3 separate regions of the Homo sapiens genome follow, and all the other regions are linked to region 1. A link is a loop called in an ENCODE intact Hi-C map of the cell type or tissue named here. Cell type or tissue: PC-3. All regions are shown on one strand.

Region 1 (4,000 bases):
CACATTTTTAGAATTCCTAAAAAATTTCATTGGGACTCAAAATTTCATACATTTCAAATATAAAAATGTATAAACCTAGAAAACCTCAAGTAATATAAAAATTTATGAAAATAAGCATACATTATAATAGTATAAATTATTCATCAATAAAATCTATAAAATAGTGTCTTGTTTTCTTTCTGCTTTTTCTTAGATATGGGGTCTTGCTATATTGCACAAGATGGTCTCCAACTCCTGGATTCAAGCAATCTTCCTGCCTCAGCTTCCTAAGCAGCTGGGACTACAAGTACACGTCACCACTCCTGGCTCAGACATTTTCTTTTGACTATCTTCAAGTCACCCCATCTCTTTGAAGAGTACTTTTTGAAAATTTCGTACTTTGTTTTTTTAGAGTGACAGTCTTTTTATTATGGTAAGCTGTTCTATTTTGTTTTGAAGAGAGCATTTCTGCTTGTCTTTGTTTTTCTTAGTTTCATCATGCACAGACTGAGACTTATGCTTTCAGTGGAAGCTCCAGTTGCACATCTGTTTGCTCATTGCGGCCTTTATGGGTGTAGATCTGTGTAGATGTAAAAAAATGAACACAGATTTGTTTTGTTGCATACATCAAAAATTGAGTCATTGATTTTTGAATACATAAAGGATTTAGATTTCATGTTTTTTGGAAGTATGAAAATATCAGCATCATTCAGAACTAAGTATGTATTTCAATACTTAAGAATATCATGGTTTACCAGAATACTGAACATGGTATCATAAACACTAAGTACCATACTATCAGTTTTTGATCACTTTTCTTCTTCGTTTTGTCTTTCTGCTTCCTTGGCTTATAATTCAGATTTGTAAAATAACATGAGTGTGGCTGAATTGTGAATTATGTAGACCCCTGTGACTGGACCTGAAAACTTGACCACTTTTTAGGACCACTTTTTATTTCTTTGAGGAAGTGCTTGCTTACATTTAAGCAACTGACTTAAAAATGGGCTTTTTGTATTGCAGCATGTCTACTAGTCAATGTATGAAAATATTAATTTTATATATAGTTCTTATCTACTCTACAATAAGAAAAGCTGGACAGAGACTTAACTGGTGAACAAGGATAAGAATCTAAGTCTTAACAACCAAATCAACAGCCCCTATTGAAAGCTCATTTGAGCTACTGCATTCTGCTGAGGGATGGTGCTCTTTTATAAAACTCATGTCACAGACTAAAACATTTGTCCAAACTAACTTCTCATAAACCTAGCCTCAGACGTGAAGAAGCATCTATGTAAAGACTGCGTTTACAAGGGATGTCATTCCCTATCACATCCATGTCAGTGCACCCTTGAGTGTCCTAAGTATTAGGGTGAACTATATGAAATTCCTTTGCTTTTGGTAAAAAAAAAAAAAAAATAGCCAAGCAGCAGCAGTTTCTTACAGCGTAACCTATACTTTGTTTCCTGAAGATGCTATTTCTAGCATCTTTTTCTTTCCAAATATTTTTGGGAATATTTGTAATAAAAAATAAGCATAGTTTACCTGTTTCGGTCTCTCCTACCTGAAATTATAGTAATAGAAGCTTAATTAATAAATATCCACTGGAATCAGATGTCGGGAGAAAGTGGCCAAAGGAAGCTGCCTCTGGGTATCACTGTCCAGGTCCCCATCATAGTATCTTTCTAGAATCTTAGGGATGGCGGTACTGTAGGTGAGACTTCCGAGATATTTGTGGCTGTCCTTGACATTCTGTCCACCATTTTTTTTTTCTGGTCATAACACACAAGCTCCAAATCATCTACATTAGAAAGCCAATATCTAGTCCTAAACATTACGTTTTCATTCATAGTTGAAAGAAACTCAGTGTCCCACTGTCAGCTCTGAAAATAGACTATTAAAATAGAATTACATACCAAGTGCAATTAAGAACAAATCAGCCAACTTGGTGCAAAGTTTCAGCTTTTTTAGGAAAGCAAGACATCCTTTGAACCATTTGCTTTAAATTCTAATGTTACTGTAAAAATATTTAATAACTCAAAAGGTGCTGTTTCTTTTATAACATAGTTGAATACATTTTCCTTCTTCAATAGTTCTCTTTATATTTGTATAAATATCAGCTTGTGTGTACGCCATTAATTTTATGGTACTTACAATGAATGTGAAGGAAAGCTCTGTAATTGGGGTTAGATACTTTTATTATGAAATGCATGCCCTAGTTTAGTGCATACATTAAAACATTATAACTAGGTTTGAATTTCTAATTTCATTTTTGTCTGAAATCAAAGAAATTTTATCTAGACTATCATACCTAAAGAAAACAAAATAAATACGAAAGCTCGCACTGTAACAAATAAATCTCATGTATTCCTTTATAGTGGAGAGAATTGCTTTGCAAAGGAGTCCAGGTCCCACCGGAAGGACCCCCTTCCATACACCGTAGCAATTCCGTAGCAGCCTCGACTCTCCCCTCGACGGACAGCAGATGGCGCTGCGCTTCCCATTTTGCCGCCTCGGTGGCGGGACAGGAATCCAACTTTGGCAGAGCTGAGTTGAAGATTGCAAGCGACCTATTCCGAGCTGGGTGAGCAAAGGAAACTACGCATTTAGAATCACAGTTTACCTCGCTTCATACTGATCTGTGCTCTGGAGGACGTGCAGTTTCTGTTACATGTGATCCAGGGGGCTGCGTGTGTTGGATTAACCGGGCTCATTACGTCTTACAAATTGCTTGTCAGGAGAAGGCAGCTCGGGGCAGGTTGAAAGACTGTTATCAGCAGCACTCAACAAACATCAGCGAACGGACACTCTCTTCTTCATCATAACCAATTTGTATTTATGAAAGATCCCTTGGTGCTCTTTAGTGGGCTGCAGTGAGAAGATGTGATTTGGAACTTTGAGAAGTTTGTGGTCAAGAAGGTGACCTGCAGATATTCAGTCAAAACTAAACAACCACAGCCACACTTCTCTGCGTTCCTGCTTCATCCACTCATTGTGCCCAGGGCTCCCCAGCAATCTCTCCGCTCTTTAGTCTTTTGGTTTGTGTCTGCTTTCTTCTTCTAGGTCTGTTCCTTTGGCTAAATTTGCATGTGTTGACCGTGGCAAACAGATATATTTAGCTTTATTTTCTTAAATAACTTATAGAAATGCTTTTTGGGTGGGAAAGTGATGACATTAAGTATAATAATCATGTAGTTTTCAGCTAGTTGGGATCTTAGGGATTATTTAACTCAACTGATTAAATAATACTGTGAGAAAGTGACGCCTGGCCATGTGCAATGCCGTGCTCAGTTCACATAGAGGCAGAGTGAGAACTCTGACCCAGGTTTCTTGAGGATCAGTCTAACAACCCATCTGATGTTATGCTCGATTATATTTTTAAACAAGTACAGATCATAAATGTCAAGGTTAATTTATTTCCCTGCCATGCGGATCATGGATGGATATTGGTCACACTCATCGCACAGCCATACGTGCAAATCCCTCCCCACCATTCCCATCAGAGTCAGTGGCTTGGTTCTCTTTGCTGCTGTTCCCTTTGTTCACACCTATACCAGGCACTAGCCCCGTTGTGCTGGAGTTTCCTCTCTAGACTATGAGATTGCTAGGAACAGGCATGCCATCTCACTCATGTTTGTGCCCTCTGTGCCCTGCGTAGTGCCTGACACCTCATAAGCTCTCAGAAATGTTGACTGAATGAATGAACTTTTGGTGGAGACTACCTTGAACATAGCAAACCAGGGTACGGTGGGAAGCCCTCCTCAGGCTCTGGACATAGAGACACGCTGGAAATATAAGAGAAAGCCTTGAATGTATAGCTCAGCTTGAAAGTGAGAAAAGACACCCTTACATGCTAAAAACAAAACAAAACAAAAAACAAAAGCAACAGCCAGAATTCAGAGTGTTGCAGAGTAGAAGCAGAACAGGACCTAAGTAGGTGGCGGGAAAGGAGACATTTTCAGCAGGATGAATTGCAAGTGAGTTTATATCCATAGAACCTTACAGGACAGGCAGCCATTCTATG
Region 2 (4,000 bases), 79 kb before region 1:
TCACTATTGTATGTCGACACTGATATCCTTTTTTTACGACCAGTTGATGATATTTGGTCTTTACTAAAGAAATTTAATTCCACACAAATTGCTGCAATGGCACCAGAACATGAGGAACCTCGAATAGGATGGTATAATCGCTTTGCTAGGCATCCATATTATGGAAAAACTGGAGTAAACTCTGGAGTTATGTTGATGAACATGACTCGAATGAGAAGGAAGTATTTCAAGGTAAGTCACTAATACAGGTAGTTGTTAACATTTCTCTAAAAACCTTCTAAATTGTTTTTAATAAAACTAAATTTTATTAAAAACTAAATTGAACTATAAATAATTTTTCTATTTAGAATAATCTCATTAGAAGAATATAAATATCTAGATTTATCTAGAAGTGTGTTCATATTATTCTGTTTAACAGAGCATTACAATAGGTCAAACCAGATGACATGACAATGGAGTAAAATAACAATGCCCTAAGTAGTGAACATCTTCTCCCTAGATTGCCATTCCAGGAAGCAGATGTTATTTTGTAGTTGTACATTCATAGAATACATAGAATCTAAATTATGATATACCTTAGGGACAACATGGAGTTGCAGTTAAGAGCATAGACTCTGCAACCTGTTTGTTCTCACCCGTAAAATGGAAATGATAGCACTACCAATGTCTTGGGACTTTTGTGAGGAGTAAATGAGTTAGAACAGTGGCTGACACATAGTAAATGTTAGCTATTATGGTGTTATTGGAAGTTAACTTAAAAAATTCCTGCGTGTTTCCAGTCTTTCAAATTGTGTGGTCAGTAGAAAAGTCAGACTATTTAAATTCTCTGAATGTGCATTTAGACTTCATCAGTATGTACTAATATTTACCAGTTTCATGTAGATTAGTTGTATATCTAAGTTGCAAGTCACTGTAGTTTGCTTGCTCTGGAATCAGACTGGCTTTCTGTGTAGCTTTGCCTCCTGTGCAGTACTTAACTACTAGCCACTTAGTTAACTTTTAAGTATGAATTCTCTCAGCTGAATAAGATAATAAACAGACTTAACTAAGTTAATTTAAAAGAGATCTGTTGAAAATTCTTAATAGAGCGTGACAGGAAGTAAGCAGTAAAATGTTAGCTAAAAACAGTGACTTCTGAGCAAACACTATACCCTCTAGGAGTATAGAGTTACTGTTTATTCCTTTATATCTCATTAGGACTAAATTAAACATTAAGGGATATCATGTCTTTTGTGATATATGTGTACATTTATATGTATGTATTTTTGTCATGCGTTTTTCACATGGTATCTGGTGGAATGGAGTTTATTCTTTCTACATGTCTGATTTAAGTCTTTTCCTCATTTGGAACTGTTTCCTCTTACCTTTGGTATAGGCAGCAGTACTGCTGTAGCCATTACCATGTGCCAACACTTCAGTCTTAGAAGTCTGACAGCTATTACCTGTCACTTGTCTATTCTGTTGATCTTAAACTTAGTTTTTTTTTTTTTTAGCTTTCCCTTTTCTGAATCTTTTTAAAATTCTGATTTAAATTTAGTTTTGTCTCCCACAACTGATTGCATTAATAAGCCCAGTGTTAGGTAACCTCTGCTCTTGTTTAACAGAGAACATCTCTCTTTGGTTACCAAGTTTGTTATTCTGTCTTGAATTTTTAAATTTCATGTACTGTAAAGTTTTACTAAATATAGTAAAACTAAGATAGTAACATGATTGTTATTTTCTGATTGTTAGACTGTGCACAGTGATCTTATACCAGAAGATGGTGCTGTAAGATTATCTGCAAAAAAAAAAAATGTGACTTCTCAATAACTGCATTTGAAATTTATGAAATTAATAGAAGTTTAGTGTTGCAAAGAACTATAGAGATAATATAACACCATTTGATTACAACTTAAAAATAGCTATATAGTTCAAATCCATTGTTTTTAAAATTATTTTGTTCTTATTTTACTTTTTTGTAGAGAACAGTCTCTACAGAAAAAGAGTTGCCCAGGCTGGTCTTGAACTCCTGGCCTCATGTGATCCTCCCACCTCAAACCCCCAAAGTGCTGGGTTTATAGGCGTGAGCCACTGCGCTTGGCCAGATTTACTGTTTTTAACTTACCTATTACTTATTTAAATATCATTCATAAATAATAGTTTCTCCCTTTCCCTTTTTCTTTTTTTTTCTGTGACATGTTCTAAGCTACCTAGAGGTGTAGTTATGGGAGTTGGAATAATTTCTAAACTTTCAAACCTTTTTTTCTTCTGCACATTAATGACTGTGAAAAAAAACACAAGATGATTGGTTGTATGTTAATTTGGCAGGTATAATTTACTTCACACCTACTATTCCTGTGTTACAAACAACCCTGTTCTTGCTCCTTGGGAACATACTCAGATTTGCTTTGTTTTCAAATATTTTATTATACTTAGGATTGTCGAGATGGTCCTGCAAAATTTATTGATTGTTAATTCCTTTTCTCATATATTTTTATTTTTCTTGATCTTTATATCTATAGCAAAACATTGTCTTGGTTTTTCCTACCAGTTTTACAGTTTCTAGCACAGATCTTAAATTTTAGAAATTTAGCAATATAACTGAGTTACTTATAATCACTTTCCAAACTGTTTTATACAGATCCACGATTGTTGCTTCATGGTTCTTAACCCATGTACAGCCACAATAAAAATTTAGGACAAAGGTCATAGTTTATTTATTTGCCTTGCTGTCACCTGGTTCTTACTACTTGTGGCTGTTCATTTCGAACCTGGTGTATTATAGTTATGTATATTAAAAAGTTAAAATAGGTCCAGGTGTGGTGGCTCACGCCTGTAATTCCAAGACTTTGGGAGACCGAGGTGGGTGGATCACTTGAGGCCAGGAGTGTGAGACCAGTCTGACCAACACAGTGAAACCCCATCTCTACTAAAAATAGAAAAAATGAGCTGTGCATGGTGGTGCATGCCTGTATTCCCAGCTACTTGGGAGGCTGAGACAGAATTGCTTGAACCAGGGAGGCAGAGGTTGCAGTGAGCTGATATTGGGCCACTGCACTCCAGCCTGAGCTACAGAGTGACAATGTGAGTGAGACTCTGTCTCAAAAGAAAAAAAAAATTAAAAAATTTAAATTCAAATAATTTAATTTAATGAAATAATTATTAAATTAAATTAAATATTAAATACAACTTTTTAAAAATCATAATTTTTAATCTCATAATTGTATATTTGCTAGATAATGAATAACATTGGTTAAATGATTACGTTCTATTTTGCAGTATCGTATTTGCCGTGTTGAATCCCTATTAGGGTATTTATTTTCTCTCCTTCTAAAAAATGTATTACTGTATTTCTTAGCCTTTTCCTGTTTATTAGAGAAAAACCAAAGAGTATAAATTAGACATGGTGGGAATTTTTTCTTTGTTTACTCTGCCCTTTTCAGCTTTCTATATATTATTTTGTAGAGTATTTTTTTGTCTGTTTGCTCCACCTACTGAGGGCAGGATGTGTCTTTTATACAGCTTTATATTAAGAATATTTAGCACAGTGTCTGACATAAAGTAGCAACTTGATAGATAATTGCTAGCAAAGGAGAGTCAGATGAAGGTTTTAGAAACTAGGCCATTAATGAATTGAAAAATACTGGAAAAGGGAACACTTTGTATGAAGTAGATACAATGCTTTTACATATTTGTAAGATGTATGTGATAAAGAGTTTTCTTGTGTTAGTACATAGCTTATGAGAGCAGAATAACAACAACGAACATCTTGCCAAAGGGGTAGAACTTTTTAAAGTGAAGTAACTAATCTTTGGGAATTGATGAGTTCCCACTTTTTTGTTGGAGCATAATGTGAATGCGCTTTAATTTTATATGTATGTATAGGACAGGCTGATAATGACAGTCCATTCATTTTCAAAGCATGCTTAATTCAAAAAATGAAACTAATTGATCTTGATGTAACATACATGTATTTGGTCATAGGTTTGCTAAATTTTGTAAAATTAGAACTACAGTTTTC
Region 3 (4,000 bases), 830 kb after region 1:
CATATGGCCAACAACACTAAGACAGTTTCCTTGTACAACATCTGCAATGCAGGATGCAAAAATTTCATGGCAGTTTATTGAGAAAAATTAAAGAACATCATTTTTTAAAACTTAACCACCTTTTTCCAGTTACGGTGAAAATTAAGTTGACACAGGAATTCAAAGATATAAAAGAACTTTGCAACTACAGTATATTCTATAAGTTTAAAATATGCATTTTGAAAACAATTGACATCAACATGAAGAATATTATTCATGCAATCAAACAAAGAACTCGGTTTGGGGAGCCAAAAATATTTCTAATCAACTGTTTTTCTTTAACATGGTACTTCCTATTGAAATCAATCATCCCTTGTTTCAACTGTTCATTCATTCATTCAATATAATTTTCTTCCTAGTCTGTATTAGCATCTTCAAACTGAGTAATTGCACTTAATAAATAGGTTTAAGCAGGCAATACAATTGCCTAATATTATCAAATAGAAATTGCCTACACATGGTATTGTGAAATAGGTTTATTCAAGAAATTTGCCAAAAGGACAATAAAATTTAGATAAAATGTGAAATGTACTTTCCTTTTCTTCTTTTAAAGTAGCAAAGAGAACCAAGTTTGCTAGCTGTTGTTTTTTGTTTTTCTCAAAAATAAAGGCCAGGTGCAGTGGCTCAAGCCTGTAATCCCAGCACTTTGGGAGGTGAGGGAGGTGGATCACTTGAGATTAGGAGTTCGAGACCAGCTTTGCCAACATTTTGTATTTTCTCTGCTACAAATACAAAAATTAGCTGGGCGTGGTGGCACACGCCTATAATCCCAGCTACTTGGGTGGTTGAGGCAGGAGAATCAATTGAACCAGAGGCAGTGGTTGCATTGAGCTGAGATCACGCTACTGCACTCCAGCCTGGGCTGCAGAGTGATACTCCAACTCAAAAAGAAAATAATTTTTAAAAATTAAAAAATAATAAAATCAGAGCCAGGCATGGTGGCTCACACCTGTAATCCTAGCACTTTGGGAGACCGTGAGGTGGATCACTTGGGGTGAGGAGTTCAAAACGAGCCTGGCCAACATGTGAAACCCTGTCTCTACTAAAAATACAAAAAATTAGCCGGGTGTGGTGGCAGGAGCCTGTAATCCCAGCTATTTGGGAGGCTGAGGCAGGAGAATTGCTTGAACCCAGGAGGAAGAGGTTGCAGTGAGCTGAGATCGTGCCACTGCACTCTAGCCTGGGCAACAGAGCAAGACTCTGTCTCAAACAAACAAACAAAATAAATAAATAAATAAATAAATAAATAAATAAATAAATAAAATCTGGGTATGTACTGGAATATTTGCATTAAGAAATCTGATATTTGATCACAAGTATAATTTTAAAGATTAAACCACTTGTTTTTCTTACTCAAAATCCACAAACAAAAGCTAAGTCCTCTATTATTTTATAAGCAATGAGTAATGCTTATTAATGCTTATTTTATAAGTAACGAGTAATGCATTAACAAGGTGTTTTACCTGATTTGGTCGACCTCCTATAATATTGAATCCCAAAGTGTCATTTTCTCTTTCTAACACAATAGTGAATGGCTTATGCTCTCCATCCTAGAAAAAAATGTATAAAATGACTTAACCAGGTAAAAATATAAAAGAAAAATAAATCCTACAATAAGTTTTTATGTACTGTAAGTTAACTGACATGTGAAAAGAGGAAAACTTTAAAATTAAGGATGGTTGAATGTGGCAGAAGGTTGACATTTTCCTATACTTACTTTGCAAGTATGTATTTGAAAAAGAACAACTGTGCATGTGAGGGGAAAAAGCCCTATTTTCAAAAATTACTAAATGGCTTTGCATTTTGAGACAGGAAGCTCTTTTATCCTAATGCAGTATCTAAATCTGATTTCACTGCAATTGAAAACAGATTTCTGGTTAAACCTTGGAGGTATCTTTATTTTTCCCTCCATTACAGAAAAGTAAAATATAAATTATCAATAGTGTAAAATTTTTATTTTGTAAAGTCTTAAGGAATTTAAGAAACACTGGAACTATTTATAAATTATAGTCATAACATTCATGTTGCTGTTGTAATGCAGGATCTGTTAGGCTACTGTAGTCCTAATTTTAAATAATATTCCTATTTGGTTTTGCATAATTCCTGCAGAATAAAAAAATAAGGGTTTGTGCTAGGTAAAGTAGTATGTATTTTTTCCTGCTGGCCAAATAATAGTAAAACAAATATGAATTATAGCTACAATGTTTATTAGTAAAGACTAACTTACACATAGGATGAATTAGTGCTGGACTAGGTGGGTTTATTCATGGTTGTAGATGTTATTAACCTTTACTTGGAAACTATTTCTGAATGATAACATTCAGAACATATGCATCATCATCACTGCTATCAGCATCAAGATATTTTCCCAGGAGCTTTTCCCAGGCAATGCGCAGAGCAGCCCCTACTGGTAGTAGAAAAACACTTCTGAGGAACACATAGAAGGTTTTGGCTAGTCTGCAAATCATGGGCAGTTTTTCTCACTTCTCAGAATCATAGCTTGACTTGTTGCATGGACTTTTCTGTAATATTATTCTAGCTGTTCCTCCTTTCCTTCAACCATTGGTTTCCTACGACCTTGAAACCTGGACTGGTAATACAAAGCTTCTATCTGTGCTTTTCCCCGGGTCCTCCCGTTTTGTAAATTTACCTGTATATATGCGTATATGTATATGCATATATGAACTAGAGAAATACTCCTTGAAACCGGTCGTTTAATACACAACGTGCTTCCATTCATCAAGGTAGAAACATTTTAGTCCCTCTCACTTCAATTTTCTCTTTTACGTTCAAGACGGGCGCTTCTAAACTCAGTGCCTGAGTTAGAGGCAGTGTGGAGCAGCCAGTCCCAAATGGGAATCTTTCTGGGTTGCTCCTCCCCGGGAGTGCTGAAGAATGAAAACAGCTCCTTGAATGGTGCGCAAATTCTGCTAAATCCCTGCTCACCATGGCAGCGACCAACAATGTCAGACACTGTGCAGAAGTCCTCCAGGAGAGAAGTAACAGCTTTATAAACAAGCCTCTTCACACGGGATGCTGCAAAGAGGCTTGTTTATTCGGTATGAAAGCCGGCGGGAGGACCAGGAGCGCAGTTCGGGGCCAGCAGCTTAGACAAAGAAGGGAAACAACCGCTGCCTGGGGGCTCGCAGGGCCGGTCTGACCACAGATGGAGGTTCTCGGACTGGACTTCCCAGGTCGCACACACACAATCTCAATCTCTCTCTCTCTCTCCACCAATAATGAGATCCCGAGGCAAGGAAGGCTTATTTAGGGAAAGTCAGAGTGATGAAATGAACTCTGCAAGTCTAAGAAACCCCATCTCTCAACTCCTGAGGCTGTCCTGGCCCCAACGTGCCTCACAGTCCCCAACTTAATAGAAGGCAGTTGATTCAGGCAGTGGCAGCGCAAGTGTCATCAACGCTGACACCAGTCCCAGGTGTGCGTGCGCGGCTGCCAGGGCCGCGGGGATGCTGGTGGCCGCGGGAGAGGAAAGGCTGGGCCGGGAAAGTCTTCGCTTTCTGTCTTTCCTTCTCGGATTTGCTTCAGGCACGGGACAAGTGCTCAAAAAATAGGCAGAGACGGTGGGCAGGAGGGTGAAAGATGGAAAACGAGAGTCTGGATGGAAAATGAGTTTTCACAATTCCTACTTTCCCGGGGGAAAGTTAGAATCGAATCTGTTTAACTCTTTCCAATCGTAATATAATCAGAAAAGGGACAATCCTTAACTTCGACGCCAATCCATTCGTAAGATAATGACAGGAAAGTATGATCAGGGTGTGGATGTTTCCTGCTGCATAGTGAGGAAGGATGCCCAATTCCAAAGGAATCCTGAAGCGTCAGAAAGAACCGCTCCTTTTCCCACCCCAATCGACCATGCCCGCGGTGCCCACCCCCCTTTGCTTACCCTGCGGTGGCCGCCACCGAGGTCGCCGACGAAGTTGCGGACGTGAGCCATGTATTG

The links. Hi-C counts contacts between places; a loop is a spot of excess contacts. Peaks named below come from ENCODE experiments on the same cell type or tissue, not always from the same donor. Only the 100,000 strongest peaks of a DNase experiment are listed, where the experiment ranks them.
Region 2: it touches region 1 in a loop (2.5-fold over the local background); 2 of 110 quality-filtered maps call a loop at or near these places.
Region 3: it touches region 1 in a loop (8-fold over the local background); 5 of 110 quality-filtered maps call a loop at or near these places.

The regions. Positions count from the first base shown.
Region 1 is chr12:42,022,849-42,026,848 of GRCh38, reverse strand. LOC105378247 (a long non-coding RNA gene) reads left to right here and starts at 247. Exons shown (of 4, transcript XR_944875.4): 1 at 247-412; 2 at 2,355-2,560. In PC-3, CTCF peaks have their summits at 2,251 and 2,456 (motif pointing right); a DNase peak (open chromatin) is centred at 2,498; H3K4me3 peaks cover 463 bases.
Region 2 is chr12:42,102,049-42,106,048 of GRCh38, reverse strand. GXYLT1 (glucoside xylosyltransferase 1) reads left to right here. Exons shown (of 8, transcript NM_173601.2): 5 at 1-231. Among named protein-coding and RNA genes, the nearest start is that of GXYLT1, 41 kb to the left of the region's middle. In PC-3, a CTCF peak has its summit at 1,744 (motif pointing right); no DNase peak of the experiment used is centred here.
Region 3 is chr12:41,189,047-41,193,046 of GRCh38, reverse strand. It overlaps PDZRN4 (PDZ domain containing ring finger 4), which reads right to left. Exons shown (of 10, transcript NM_001164595.2): 1 at 3,944-4,000; 2 at 1,503-1,589. Among named protein-coding and RNA genes, the nearest start is that of PDZRN4, 2.7 kb to the right of the region's middle. In PC-3, a CTCF peak has its summit at 2,451 (motif pointing left); no DNase peak of the experiment used is centred here; H3K27me3 peaks cover 2,494 bases.